Linked DNA regions of Homo sapiens: region 2 is linked to region 1. Evidence: read pairs that join two places in POLR2A ChIA-PET (ENCODE). Cell type or tissue: OCI-LY7. All regions are shown on one strand. Region 1 overlaps SIK3 (SIK family kinase 3). Region 2 overlaps SIK3 (SIK family kinase 3).

The links. Peaks named below come from ENCODE experiments on the same cell type or tissue, not always from the same donor. Only the 100,000 strongest peaks of a DNase experiment are listed, where the experiment ranks them.
Region 2: POLR2A ChIA-PET joins it to region 1 with 7 read pairs; 5 of 35 experiments call an interaction of 5 or more read pairs at or near these places.

What each region holds. Positions count from the first base shown.
Region 1 is chr11:117,038,085-117,043,084 of GRCh38, forward strand. All of the region lies in intron 1 of SIK3 (SIK family kinase 3), which reads right to left. Among named protein-coding and RNA genes, the nearest start is that of SIK3, 58 kb to the right of the region's middle. In OCI-LY7, no CTCF peak of the experiment used is centred here; a DNase peak (open chromatin) is centred at 37; H3K4me3 peaks cover 674 bases; H3K27ac peaks cover 826 bases.
Region 2 is chr11:116,953,790-116,958,789 of GRCh38, forward strand. SIK3 (SIK family kinase 3) reads right to left here. Exons shown (of 25, transcript NM_001366686.3): 2 at 3,159-3,275; 3 at 255-318. Among named protein-coding and RNA genes, the nearest start is that of APOA1, 120 kb to the left of the region's middle. In OCI-LY7, no CTCF peak of the experiment used is centred here; DNase peaks (open chromatin) are centred at 302 and 1,922; H3K4me3 peaks cover 2,459 bases; H3K27ac peaks cover 5,000 bases.

The sequences.
Region 1 (5,000 bases):
CTAGATAAGTGAATTTGCATATCAGACCATATTTTTAAAAGCAGAAACATCCTGTATAGAGACTCTCCTTATAGAATGACTGACCTGCCTTGGCCTAAGGAAGCCTTCTCCCCCTCTTCCAAGCACAATCTTCCTGTTTTCTCAGCCTCATCTGAACCCGCTCAACCAAACAAAGAACCACTCAAACAAAATTTCACAGAATACCAACTTTAATAATTTCTAGCCAAATCAACACAAACTGTGGCTCTGGCCTAGAATAAACTGCTACAAGATACTTTTTTTTTTTTTTTGAGACAGAGTCTCGCTCTGTCTCCCAGGCTGGAGTGCAGTGGTGCAATCTCGGCTCACCACAGCCTCTGCCTCCCAGGTTCAAGCGATTCTCCTGCCTCAGCCTCCAGAGTAGCTGGGATTACAGGCACCCGCCACCACGCCTGGCTAATTTTTGTATTTTCAGTAGAGACGAGGTTTCACCATGTTGGCCAGGCTGGTATCGAACTCCTGACCTCAGGTGATCCTCCTCGGCCTCTCAAAGTGTTGGGATTACAAGTGTGAGCCACCGCACCTGGCCGCTACAAGATTCTTTATTTGCAATGACTCTCCTCTCCTTTTACCTTTGTTAATAATCACTCATTTCTTCCCCACAGATGCATCAAAGCTAAGATTCTTCGAAATATCCCACATGCGGCCAGGCGCAGTGGCTCATGCCTGTAATCCCAGCACTTTGGGAGGCGGAGGCGGGCATATCATCTGAGGTCAGGAGATCAAGACCATCCTGGCCAAAATGGTGAAACCCCATCTCTACTAAAAATACAAAAATTAGCCAGGCATGGTGGTGTGTGCCTCTAATCCCAGCTACTCGGGAGGCTGAGGCAGGAGAATTGTTTGAACCTGGGAGGCGGAGGCTGCAGGGAGCTGAGATTGTGCCACTGCATTCCAGCCTGGGCGACGGAGTGAGACTCCATCTCAAAAAAAAAAGAAAAAGAAATATCGCACATTCACGGAGCATCTTTAGATCAGAATCACCTCGGCTCTACGTTGAGACTACTGTAATTCTTAGCACAAAGACAGAAAAAGTTGACTCAAGGCTGTCATTTAAAAGAAAAAGCATAATTAATAAACCTTATTTGATAAATAAAAAGATACCTATTGTCTTCATATTACAAACACCGAAAATAAAGCTCAACAATGAAAAAATATATTTTTTTAATTGTGTTTGTTTGTAGAGGTGAGGTCTCGCTATGTTGCCCTGGTCTTGAACTCACTTAAGTGATCCTCCCACTTCAGCCTCCCATAGTGCTGGGATCACAGGCGTAAGCCACCATGCCTGGCAAGAAAATGTTCAGAACAAACCCTACAATTAACTCAGTTCATGACAGACTTGTTACTAATGTATGATGTTTGCAGTGTATAAATGGTGCAATGTACACTACAATTCTCACTGCATATTATAAACAGACATGTTACTATGAAGTTGAGGGAGTGGAAGAAAACAGACTTAATGCTTTAGCTGACTAAAATCGAAAGGTCCACATTCAAAAGACATATTTTTTTAAGAAATTAGGAGTTAATTTTATGTTAAGTAAAACCTATTGTATCATAAGTAACATTTGTTGGGCACTTAATATGTAGTAGGTACTATAGCTAAGTGCTTTACATGATCATCTGATTTAATCCTCACATAGACACTAAAGAAGTAGTTACTATTATTTTACAAAGAAGAAAACTACGGTTTACAACTGTTAAGAAACTTGCCCAAACTGCTAATAAATGAAGAAGCTGAAACTCCCATCCAGGTTTTCCTGACTCCAAAGCCTGGACTCACCACTATTTCTTCAACAAGGATAGCAGCAGGTTCTAGTGTATAAATAAAATAAACACAGTGACTAAACACATTTCCCCACACACTCATCTCTACCACTCCCACAGCCCACCTGAACTCTAGCTAATTGTTCTTAGTCACTGAAAACATTACATGGCTAGATAAATGATAAATGTCAGCTTTGAAAAGGGGAAAAGAAAGTGCCTTATGAGCTTGAGCCACAGATGATGGGCCCTCTTTTTCAAAGCCTTGTCTGCTCATTTGTTCATTCAAATCTCACTGAGCACCTATCATAGCAAGCAGTACTGTATAGTGATAAAGAGCAGAAGAATGCTTAGGTTCAAATCCTGGCGCCATCACTAACTGAGCATGTGACTGAGTAAGTTACTCTACTTCTTCACTACATTAATTATCTAAAGCATTTAGAACTGTGCTCGTCATTTATTATAGTAAACAACAAATGTTAGCTGACATTATTACTCTGTTAATAATGTTACTAGGCAATAGCTAAGCTACAAGCTTCTGGGTGATATGGCATGCTATTCCCTCTCTTCTGAAGCTCGAAATCTAAGACATGTGCATAAATAACCACAAATAAATCTGTAAATAACACTATAGGTATTAGTACATAAATGCTACAGATGTGCCAAGGAAGAGATTACTTCTAGCTAAAGATATCAGGGAAGGTCTCATGGAAAAGGTGCACTTGAGCCAGACCATAATACAAAAAGTAGAGGAGAACATTCCACATACAGAATATAATCATGGAATAGTAAATTGAGCTCAAGTGAAGACTTACCATGGAAGACTGGTGATGAATAAACCTGGGAATGTAGATAAGATTAGGGACCAGATTATCCAGAAACTTAAAGATCCAAATAAAGAGTTCACATATAAATACTATCATCATATTTTCTTTTCTTTTCTTTTTCATTGTATATATTTAAGGTATACAACACAATGTTTTTATATACTTATATATAGTGAAATGGTTACTATAGTCAAGCAAATTAATTTATCCATCACCTCACAGTTACCTGCCTCCTTTTTTTTTTTTTTTTTTTAGCAAGGGCAACTAAAATCTACTCTCAAAAAAAATCCCAGTGCAATACAATATTATTAACTATAGCCCTCATGTTATACATTGGATCTCCAGAATATCGTATTTTAAAATGTAAGCTAGTATTAATATTGCTCAAAGTGGAATACACATATAAAAATGTAAAAAGAGAGAATTCAGATCTCCAGAATATCATATTTTAAAATGAAAAAAGAAAGAATTCCCCCAATTTGGGGGATAGCAGGAAGTACTGTAAGAGATGGGGAAAAAAATAGCAAAGCAAGTCAGAGGAGATGTGGAAGAAAGCCAGGTTTCACAGGTAATGCATTTATATAGACCAGCTTTCCTCAAACTGTATGGTAGTCACATAAATTTGAGAAAGGCTACATGCCCCACCCTCATCTAGCCCTTCAGGGATCCACAAGACACTGGTACTTCAAGACCTCTCAAATGACCTGTAATTTTAAAACTAATTTTGTCCACTCTATATATTCCCAAACTTATTTAATAAAAAAAATCCTTTTCCTCCTAATATATTTAAGCAATGAGGGATACTAGTGTTCTACAAAACTCATTCTAGAAAACTTTGATGCTAAAATATCTGAAAATAATTGGGAAAAGTATGATGCCATATGAGATGAGATGGGAGATGTCTTAACAGTTCTATAATCATTTTTCAGAAAGACTTTTCCAAGATCACAGACTACTCTGGAAGTCTAATTTTGTTTTTACCCTAAGAGGCAAGTAAACCAACTAAAGGAGTTCTATAAATGATTATCATGCTTTGTTTTCTACCTGGCAACACAACTTTTAAGACTAAACTCTGACAACAATACAATTTGAATTACTTCTGATTTCCTTGTCCAAAGATGCCCTAAGGATTTCAAGAAGTATTTTCCTTTACTGATCAGAAAAGGAAACAGGTAGAGCCCGTTTATCCCTACTCTTTTTTTTCATGTCTTTTTCATCTTTTTCTCTCCAGTTTACCATTTTCCATTCTCTATTCTTCCATTCATATGTAATTTTCCCTTTACTGGCCCACTTTTGTCCCATGTACTCATGTCCTCCTTATTTCTCCCAGCTCCCTGCTCAAATTATTATCTGGAGCCTGGGGACTGCCATTATGACCAAAGAGCATGTTCAACTGCTAATAACTGACTTCGAGGGTTACAGAAGGCTCATGATATGCTATAGTTCCCCCATTTTTAGCCTACAGTAGACACTGCCCATTCTGCCAAAGCACTCTTTCTCACTAAACCCACAGTGCTCTCAACAGCTACTTCTAATCTCTGGAAGTTAAAACCTATTTGCAGACAGGTCCTATATGTTCTCATTTGTATTCTTTAGATCTATTGGCTGAAATGTGAAATACGCTAGTAAACGCAATTCGCAGGTAAGAAAGGAGGCACAATGGTTAAAGGCCAGAGTGTTGTCTCGCTGCACATCTACATGTGTCTGGTTCTTAAAAGTCAGTGTCTGCATTAGAAGCATTTGAGGAACAGTACAGGACTTTGCCAAAATACCAGTACAACCAGGAATCCTCGTATACTTAACACACATAAGGATAAATAAAAACAATGAGGATAAACTTCAAAACAACCTTGAGACATTTTATTTTCCAGGAGTCTTTCCTCCACACTGACTACCCGAATGTTTTCAGTAAGCATTTTGCTGTGGTTTCTCAGTTAGATTTCATCTAAATATGAGTAATCATCCTAATTAAGAAAAGCCAACTGGCTAAAATGCTAAAAGATCAAGCCCTCCCTTAAAATAATATCTTTCTCTGTTCAACTAAGAATGTGGAGTGCAACAGCGTGAAGGAAAATGTTAAGACTCATTCAATGATGGCACATAACTAAACCAATTAAGATAAATTTTAAAAGTTGTTTACTTAGTAGCCGCCAAATTCTATAAGGAAAATAACTGTTGGTGCAATTATGCAGTTTTGTATCTCATTAGCTGCCACAGTGAAAGATTATGTATTGTGCAACAATGATATCTGTTGAACCAATAAAATCAAAAGCTACTGTCAGCAAGCTGCGTTTATATACCTCTTAAATCAGTAAATCTTTTTTCTTCTTTTAAAACCAAGATATGCCCACAAGAGTTCCCAAAACAGCT
Region 2 (5,000 bases), 84 kb before region 1:
TTGGAGATCTTTAATCTCAACTGTCAGCGCCTGACTGAAATAAACAAAACACCTTTGCTAAGGAAACAAATGTGTTAAAGGGATTTTACTAGATTAATCAAAACAAATTAAAATGCCTTTGTTGATAGAAAATGGCAGGATTGAAGAACAGCATCAAGTGACTGCTGCTCAAGTGACAAAGGCACTGAACAGCTATTTTAGGTTTGCCATAGTGTGCTCAATAGCTGTTTAAAGAATGCAATAAATGTACTTACCAAATATTTCCCCTCCACTAGCATATTCTGTCACCAGATAAATCATCCGTTCTGTCTCCATAACCTGGTGCAAAGGCAGGAAAGTGACAGACAGTGACACAAATGACAGGCTGATACAGGAAGATAAACTAATGACTCCTCTTTTCTCATTTGAAATATTAATAACCACTATAGATTAAAGAAAATTTAAAACATTTTTGGGGAAACAAATATAAATGTTATTAAGAAGAAAGGGAAAATTAGATATTCCTCCAAGTTCTTAAAAGTAGGAAACATTTATTGCTTGAGAGAGATAGGCTTTTTGATGTTCCATGAGGTCTCTGCAATCTCTTAAGCTCCATAAAACTGAGAGGCAAAGAAGTTGTCAAGAACCAAAACTTAAACTTCAGATTCAACATCAATCATCTGAAGCACAAAAATGCCCTATCAAATCAAAAAAAAAAAAACTAAAGCAAAAAGAAGCCTTTGGGGAAAATAATGGGAGTCACATAAGAACGCCACAGAAATCACATATGTCTTTCTTTTTTTTATAGAAATGACAACTTTCCTTTCCACTGCCCATTTATTTGAAAAAAAGAGAACAGTAATTTAAAATACTCAACCTTTTAAAGTAACGTAAGTGATTTGTGTTTTGTCTTGGTCCCTTTGTTGCTCCTTTTTAAAATTCATTGTAGTATGTTGTCAGTCCTTTCTTCCTTTTTACATTTTCCATCAAACATTTTTAAAAGTAATAATGATTACATACACTCATTATAAAACAAAAGACCAAAGGCTTTCCTCTTCCCAATCTCCTCCATCTCAATCCCCAGAGGAACACTGTTCTCTGCTTATTGTATATCTTTCTACAACAGTGCTGTCCAATAGAAATATAATATGAACTGCATATATTATTTTAACTTTTCTAGTAGCCACATTTAAAAAGGAAAAAGGAAAAGGTGAAGATAATTCTAATACTACTTTTTATTTACCCCAATATATCCAAAATACTATCATTTCAACAATTCTTTTTAAAATTATTTTTAGTTTTACACTTAAATTAATTAAAACTAAATACAATTAAAAATTCAGTTCCGGCCAGGCGCAGTGGCTCACGCCTGTAATCCCAGCACTTTGGGAGGCCGAGGTGGGTGGATCACTTGAGATTAGGAGTTCGAGACCAGCCTGGCCAACACAGTGAAACCCCGTTTCTACTAAAAATACAAAAATTAGCTGGGCGTGGTGGCACATGCCTGTGATCCCAGCTACTTGGAAGGCTGAGGCAGTAGAATCACTTGAACCCAGGAGGCGCAGGCTGCAGTGAGCAGAGATCATGCCACTGCACTCCAGCCCGGGCAACAGAGTGAGACTTCGTCTCAAAAATAAATAAATAAATAAATAAATAAAATTTAAAAAACCCAGCTGCCAGAAAGCAAAATTAAAGCTTGAAAGAAGGCACTGCTCAAAGCTAGCACTGGACCTGTGGAAATCCTCATAGGCTAATCTTGGGTAAGACAGGCAAACTTGCAGAATTCAGTTACAAGGGTAATAGCTATAAGTCAACCTCTTGAGAAAGGTCAGCCTAAGCCCCACAATTATTTAAAGATGATTTATTTTAAAAGGTAAGGTCAAGAAATTTATTCAGCCCATCAGGATAGGAAGGAAGCTGAGGTTAGACACCTGTGAGCTCACAGATATAGGTCTTCAGGCAGCACCAGGAAGCTTTCATAAGTTTGCTTGTGGGGCAGAAGGTAGGCGTTGTTCAACATAATTTAGGCTGATAAATTTCAACAGGTCTGCTCCTGTTGACCTAATTTCATTATGTGAGCAGCTGATGCCAGGGAAGAGCTCTAACGCTGTAGTTTTAACCACACATGTTAATATCACAACATGTTTTCTTTTCCATAAAACTAAGAGGCTACGAAAGCTTGCCCATAGAGCCTTGGGTGTACTTTCTCCACTTTTACACATGGTCCTATGTCTGGGCCAGTAACCATTTACTGCAGACTAACAGCAGCAAAATAACCAAGTGGGTGGCCACGTCCTTCAGAACTAAGAGATGGCTGTTCTGGCAGAAAGCAGCAAGTAGAGTTGGGCCTATGCAGAGGCAAAGTTCTCGGCTGCCAACACATTGCAATTTGAGAAGCATCCCGAAGCCCCACCTCTCCCAAAATATCTCTTTCACCAGCCTGCTAAGGCAAGGTCCTCTCCTCCTATCCCGCTTGAAATTCCAGCCATCAGATTTACTGCTTTTGTAGTTATGCTAGGGAATCATTTTGATGATGGCATGAAATATGCATGTTTCTTGGGAAGACCAAAAAAAAAAAAAACTAAAATAGAAATCTCTCCTATTGGAGAGATCTGGTCACTTGATCTGGTCTCTTGATTATCAAAATAATTACTACCTTGGAAAACTAAGTCTACAATCCTATTAGAATAGAAAAGAGGTAGGTTTTGATTGATCCAAGAAGCAGTCCTTTGCCATAACAATTTATAACATGATCACAGAAACTAGTATTCAAATAATGCTATTAAAAAAATGTTATATTCATCTCTAACTTTTCACCTCTCTAAATTCTCTTCTTTTTGAGTTTCCCATCCTGTGTTAGAACTCTGAACTAAATAAAATAAATTCTCATCATCTTCTGAATTAACATTTTGTGTAGTTGTTGCTAAGAATGGCATCAAATTTTAAAGAACAAATTAAAAAGACCTACCTGGGTAAGGAAAACGTACTAGTAAATGGCCAGGGGAAACTTGAGGATACTAAGTGCTGAGCGCGTAAACAGAAGGGTAGGAAAGATAGCAGGATTAACATAGAAACAAAAAAAGTCACAGATGTTCACCCACCCACATTTCTTCAAAGGGAGCCATACATACAATATTCTGGGTTCTTTGCAGCTATCTGCTATACACTAATGATCCTACCTGGTAGAGCCTGATGATATGGGGGTGGCAAAGCATCTTCATAATTTGAACTTCCCGGAAAATCTTCTTCAAGTTTTCTTCATCCAGCTGGGTCTTATCTATGATCTTGATAGCAACCTGACAACAGAGGGAAAAAAATTACTCTGATGCATTATTAAAAGCAGTTTACTAAGAAAAATTAGGTTCACTTTAAAACATTACGTTCCATAAAATATAAGCTGCCAGTATTCTGTTTACAGAATGTCAATGAGGAAAATTAATTTACTCTTTTTAAAAAGATAGGAAATGGATTCCTAGCAAGTTGGTCTCAAAGGAACAGACTCCAAAAGCTAATGGGTCTTCTGCCATTTCTTCAATTGCTTATACGGTAAAATCCTATGAAAAAATACTTTATTACTCCATAGATGTCGTTACGGTCTGGGTCAAATCATGTTTCAGTGCAGAGTGGTATACAGGGTCTCTCATTAAGACAAGAAGCTTTAAATAAAATAAAAAATTTTTAAAAAGGCAAGAAGCTTGTATCATAAATACATGGTGTCTTACTAAGGTTCTATGAGAACTTTCACAGGGGCTTTACACATCTCACCAGATGCTTGTAGAACTCAATAATAATAATAATAGTAGCAGTGATGGTGGTGGCAGCAGCAGTAGCAGCATCTACCATATACGAAATGTTTACTATGGGCCAGGCATAACTCTTAGTGGTTTGGAAGTACTAACTCATTTAAACCTCCTAACACCCACCTTATCATTAACCTTGCTTTAGAAATACAGAAACTGAGGCACACAGAGATTAAGTAATTAACCCAAGATTAAGTAATTTACACCTAGTATGTGGCAGGTGCAGGATTGAAGCCTAGGTAGCTTGGCTTTAGAATCAAATTCTTAATAAGAATGTTATAAGAATCTGAAGATCTTTCTTTAGCATACATGCACTGCATCATAAAACATATCTTTCCAATGTGCCCCCTTTTAATAAGATACTCATCAGCAAATACATTTTAATGAAGAATGAACGATGAAGGACTTTTAAAAATTTACTAAATCTAAACTTCCTCAGTGAAATACTTAAAATATTTGTGTTGCTCCAAAATATGTCTATATCTCAGTTTCAATTATGTAATCAGTATGGAAGCAATACTGGTTAGATGAAGAACCTAGACTAGTCAAACTCTAGTCCTCTCCAAATCTTAACATTCTAAGATTCTATGCACCAGAGAGGTAAAGGGAACATATACAGTACTTACTGAGGAAAAAATCAGGAAAACAAAATTACAAAAGTAAAAATGTTTAGCTCAGAGAAATAAAGACTGTTTGGAGCCATACGTGGCAGATTATTCAGATGTATAAATGGCTGGCATAAAAGTAACTTTATCTGAAGCTGTTTCAGGTGTTAAAATGAGGACCCACGGGAGAAAGGCACAGGGAGATAAATTTCAGCTGTACTCAAAGAGCATTCAAGCCATGCCTAACGAGGGAGTGTGATGAAAGGAGCTGGGTGTGGCTGGAGCTACAAGGATTAATCAGACACAGCCTAAACTTCAAGGAGATCACAGTCTAAAAAGGAAAAAAGATGTGTGGAACTGAAAACAATGCAGCATTGGAAGTACAAGCAATGGAGCTATGTACCAGGTATAACAACAGACAGAGGATGGTGAATGACCTTCACCTACAGGAGAAGAGGTAGAAAAAGTCTGGGAAAGACTTGACAAAGAAAGCAGAATTTCACTACAGAGAGAACTGGGATAGGCAGAGAAGAAGGTAGAGAATTTAATGAGGATCTCACCAGCTGCTTGGTTTCCTGTAAGAAGTCTTGGATAATATAACCCTTGACCACCTGCA